Linked DNA regions of Homo sapiens: region 2 is linked to region 1. Evidence: chromatin loops called from intact Hi-C (ENCODE). Cell type or tissue: endothelial cell of umbilical vein. All regions are shown on one strand.

The links. Peaks named below come from ENCODE experiments on the same cell type or tissue, not always from the same donor. Only the 100,000 strongest peaks of a DNase experiment are listed, where the experiment ranks them.
Region 2: a loop joins it to region 1, with 6 times the contacts of the local background. A loop is called at or near these places in 1 of 110 quality-filtered maps.

The regions. Positions count from the first base shown.
Region 1 is chr6:148,266,488-148,268,987 of GRCh38, reverse strand. It overlaps a transcript of SASH1 not described here. Among named protein-coding and RNA genes, the nearest start is that of SASH1, 75 kb to the left of the region's middle. In endothelial cell of umbilical vein, no CTCF peak of the experiment used is centred here; a DNase peak (open chromatin) is centred at 1,037; H3K27ac peaks cover 1,824 bases.
Region 2 is chr6:148,366,074-148,368,573 of GRCh38, reverse strand. All of the region lies in intron 1 of SASH1 (SAM and SH3 domain containing 1), which reads right to left. Among named protein-coding and RNA genes, the nearest start is that of SASH1, 24 kb to the right of the region's middle. RefSeq lists enhancers at 276-1,151, 1,152-2,028. In endothelial cell of umbilical vein, no CTCF peak of the experiment used is centred here; a DNase peak (open chromatin) is centred at 1,043; H3K27ac peaks cover 2,500 bases.

The DNA of each region.
Region 1 (2,500 bases):
TGCTTATTACATGAAACGAGTGGCTATAATTTCCAAAGACATAATTCAAACTGGATCCAGCATTGTTATTCCCCAATGCCTTATCTGACAAAGTTTAGAACTGAGTAACCGATATGAAGCCATTATAAAGGAAATGCAAATATCTGAAACTCATCTATTTATTAAAATCAATCTCCATTATCTTTCTTCTTAAAAAGCTTAGAAATAAATATAGTCTCTGAATATTGACAGTATTTGTGGCTCAAACAAAGCTGAGATGAAGGCTGGACTCAAAACAGTGCAAGAAATAGAAAGGAGAAAATATTTTAAGGTTAACTACTTAGGCCATGCAGGTAAATGTGACCCCAGAGGGAACAGAATTCCACAAAGCTTAACTTTTCAATGACAACATGAGAATGTTCAGCAGAAGCTGATAGACCAACCATTCTGTCAGTTTGATGCTTTCAAAATGGTAGATGAGGGAAATTGCACAGAGTTGAGCAGAGTTTTACAACTTGCATATCAGCAGTTGATTACATTTTTTCTTGATATTTTCCACTTTTCTGCGACATAGTAGCTTGTTTGTATGTTATTTACATTAAATGTTATCTGCCTATCTTTCCCATGTGAGCTTCAAGTAATAGGGTAAGCTTTATAGAACTGTGCAATATTTCCTTTTGAAAGAAAAATAATAAAAATTTAGTTGTGTCTGTACCACCTGGAGGTCAGCTCTCTTTGTGGACATCAAAAAGCTCAGCTTATTATTTTATTTCACAATATTTGAATATTTCTTTTTAAATGAAAGATTCTTTCTGTGCATTTCCTAGCATCCCAAATTGTTTGATTCAGAAAAGTTTCTTATCATTGCAAATCTCTTCAGTCAGTCAAAATTTCCTGAACTAGAAAGTTCAGGAACTAAACGGAACTGAGAGGCTGGTGATGATTCCAGCACAGAGGAATAGCTAAAAGTCGTATTATTTATTGTTCATGTAGTGGGTTAACACACATTGGCCTTTCGTTCGTGGGATTCATAAAGTTTCACATGGTTTTGAGATGATTCAAGGGTGAAGACTTTAAACAACATCCCTTCCAACTCTCAGACTATGATTCAACACATTGTTTCTCATAATTGCTTGCTGTTAAGAGTCAGCTAAGGATGCCTGTTGAAAATAGACTCCACGCCCCCTTCCCTTCGAAGGCTGATTCTGCAGGTATGGTGGGACTCTGGGGCTCCTTATCATTGGGAAGGTTTAAGAAACATTTTATTTCTTGACTCTTAATGTTGGATGGATATTGGAATCACTTGGGGAGCTTTACAAAAGTAGCACTGGGGCCGGGCACGGTGACTCATGTCTGTAATCCCAGCACTTTGGGAAGCCTAGACAGGCAGATCATGAGGTCAGGAGATTGAGACCATCCTGGCTAACACGGTGAAACCCCGTCTCTACTAAAAATACAAAAAATTAGCCGGGCGTGGTGGCGGGCACCTGTAGTCCCAGCTACTCGGGAGGCTGAGGCAGGAGAATTGCTTGAACTCAGGAGGTGGAGCTTGCAGTGAGCCGAGATTTCGCCAGTGCACTCCAGCCTGGGCGATAGAGTGAGACTCCATCTCACACACACACACACACACACACACACACACAAAGTAGTACTGGGCCTGGGTCCCACGGAAGAGATTCTGGCTTAGTTTATGGTGTGGCCCGGGCATTTGGATTTTTTGAAGCTTCCGGGTGCTTCTAATTTGCAGCCAAAGTTTAGAACCGCTGACTTGATTGAAACAATAGCCAGTTATCTGTAACATATGTGAAAGCAATATCTAACATTTCCATTAAGACATACAAAGTGCTTTTACAGATGTGTGTCTTATTTGAATCCTTGACAACCTGGTGAAGTAGGTTAGAGTTGGTTATTATCTTTCCTTTACAGGTAAGCGAACTAGACTTCAGAGAGGTGAAGTAGTTTGATGGAGGACCACTCGCAGCAGAATTCTGGAACTGCTGAGGTGTACCTTAGGCATGCTACTACCTCACTCTCTATGTGCCCTGGCTCCTACTAGCTCTCCGGCTTTCCCAGCCTCCCTTTAAAAGAAAAGAAAAGAGGCCAGGCATGGTGGCTTACACTTGTAATCCTAGCACTTTGGAGGCTGAGGTGGGAGGATCACTTGAGCCTAGGAGTTCAAGACTAGCTGGGGCAACATAGTGAGACATCATCTCTACCAAAAAAAAAAAAATTAAAAAAAAATTGGCTGGGCATGGTGGTGCACACCTGTAGTCCCAGCTACTTGGGAAGCTGAGGTGGGAGGATCACTTGAGCCCAGGAAGTTGAGGCTGCAGTGAGCCATGATTATGCCACTGAACTCTAGCCTAGGCAATAGAACAAGACCCTGTCCAAAAAGAAAAGAAAAGCTCTCTTGTTTCTAGAGCTTCTCTTACGTTGGAATTGTTATTGATAATAATACAACAGCAGTAGGAGCTAACATTGGGCCCTTTGTATACATTGTGCTAAGAGCTCTACATGCATT
Region 2 (2,500 bases), 100 kb before region 1:
CCTAGCTGGGAGCAGTGGCTCACACCCGTAATCCCAACACTTTGGGAGGCTGAGGCAGGTGGATCACTTGAGGTCAGGAGTTTGAGACCAGCCTGGCCAACATGGTGAAAACCCGTCTCTACTAAAAACACAAAAATTAGCTGAGTGTGGTGGCTTGCGCCTGTAATCCCAGCTACTCAGGGGGCTGAGGCAGGAGAATCACTTGAACCTGGGAGGCAGAGGTTACAGTGAGTCGAGATCGTGCCACTGCATTCCAACCTGGGCAACAGACTCTGTCTAAAAAACAAAAAAAGAAAAAAGAGAGCAGATCCTGGCTTCAAATCCATTCCTGTCTACTCCAAAATCTGCCTTCACCACCACAGAAGTACGGGCTCACTGCAGTTGGGCACACAACAAGCTTAAGCTAACCTTACTGCTTATTTAAACTATAAAGCCATCTACTGAGGCCTTCCACAGAAAGTAATCCCCACCCCATAATATTTTAAAATAAAACTTAGGGTTAGTTAACAGTACTCCTGAGATGCCTACAGTGTACAGTTGAATAATTCACTTAACCTGAATTGAGGAAACATATGGCTGGGTGCTTGGCCAGGCCAAATTGCCACATCCTCCACTCCATTATTTCTTCCTGAGGCTGGGCTTGCGGTAGACCCCGCAGCCCTGAACGACTCCACCCACAGGCCCCATGGGAAAAGCTGTGACTGAAATGCTGGCACAGCCGCTGCCACCCAGGCACTCGAGGCCTCCGAGGGGTGTCCCCCTCCTGGGCTTTTCACCCCAGCACTGCAGATAAGAAAATGAAATGGAAGTAAGGAGCCAGGGGGATGGGGGCAGCAGCTCCGTCCATCCCCACCAACTCCATCACCCCAACCTGGGGCAGAAGACCTGGACTTGTAACTCACAGACTAGGAAGCATAGGCCAGATACAGATAGAGGCTTCACCTCAGCTGGCTGCAGAGGGCAGGAGGGCTGCGTGTCATCACATCCTGCTTCACCCTGGTCCACCCTCCCCAAGGAAAGCTTCCTGAGGAAATCCTGACTGCTACAGAGAAATGGGTGGTTCAGCCCGAGGACGTAAACAAGAGCAATGTGTTTTGTTCTGTTTCCCTGCAGACCTGCGCAGGGCCTCTGGCTAAACAATTCTTTGGCAGCCATGCAACTAAAAACCAAGCTAAGCGGTGGCTCAGACAACTAAAACTTGTAAGTAAGAATGTGCATGGTCAGACTCAACTGAGGATTGCTAAAAGGACTGAGGTGTGTTCTCACCTAAGTTTTTAGCTTAAGGAAGCATAATTATAAACCGCGATTACTTTTGCACCAACCTAATACAATAACAAAAAGATACACTGTGGCCAGGTGCGGTGGCTCACGCCTGTAATCCCCGCACTTTGGGAGGCCGAGGAAGGTGGATCACCTGAGGTCAGGAGTTCGAGACCAGCCTGGCCAATGTGGTGAAACCCTGCCTCCACTAAAAATACAAAAATTAGCCAGGTATGGTGGCAGGCGCCTGGGAGGCAGAGGTTGCAGTGAGCAGAGATCACGCCATTGCACTCCAGCCTGGGCAACAGAGCAAGACTCAGTCTTAAAAAAAAAAAAAAAAAAGCTACCCACTAGTTACAGAATCCATCAGAACCCAAAGATGATGAGAAGGAAGGGAAATTACTTGCAGAAGCGTATCCAAATGGAATCCTTGGCTTATGCCTGTAATCCCAGCACTTTGGGAGGCAGACGGGCAGGATCAGGAGGTCAGGAGTTTGAGACCAGCCTGACCAATACGGTGAAACCCCGTCTCTGCCAAAAATACAAAAATTACGCGGGCTTGGTGGCCCGTACCTGTAATCCCAGCTACTCAGGAGGCTGAGGCAGGAGAATCGCTTGAACCTGGGAGGCAGAGGTTGCAGTGAGCTGAGATCGCACCATTGCACTCCAGCCTGGGCAACAAGAACAATACTCCATCTCAAACAAACAAACAAACAAAACAAATGGAATCCCTATTTTCTTTTAGTTTTACAAATGACAAAATTCAGGCCCAAACCTAAATGCTTGCCGAGCTTATACTCAGGATCCAGACATTGCAAGTCAGACACCAGAAATGCACCATCGCCCCACCAAGTCCGGACAAGACTTTAAATGAAGTTCTTCTTGTTCTGTTGTCTGCTCGTCTCCTTCCAAGTATCCAATATTTTCTTGTGTCTATATCTTAGCAACTAAGTTCCTCAGCACAGTGTCTACCTTTCTTAAACTTCTTCTCAAAAATGATCTCTATGGGTTTTTTTTGGTTTGTGTTTTTGAGACAGGCTCTCCCTCTTTTGCCCAGGCTGGACTGCAGTGGCGCGAACACAGCTCACTGCAGCCACAATGTCCCAGGCTCAAGCAATCTTCCCACCTCAGCCCTCCAAGTAGTTGGAAATACAGGCAGCGCTACCATGCCTGGCTAATTTTTTTTTTTCTTTTCTTTTTTGAGACAGAGTTTCACTCTATCCCCCAGGCTGGAGTGCAG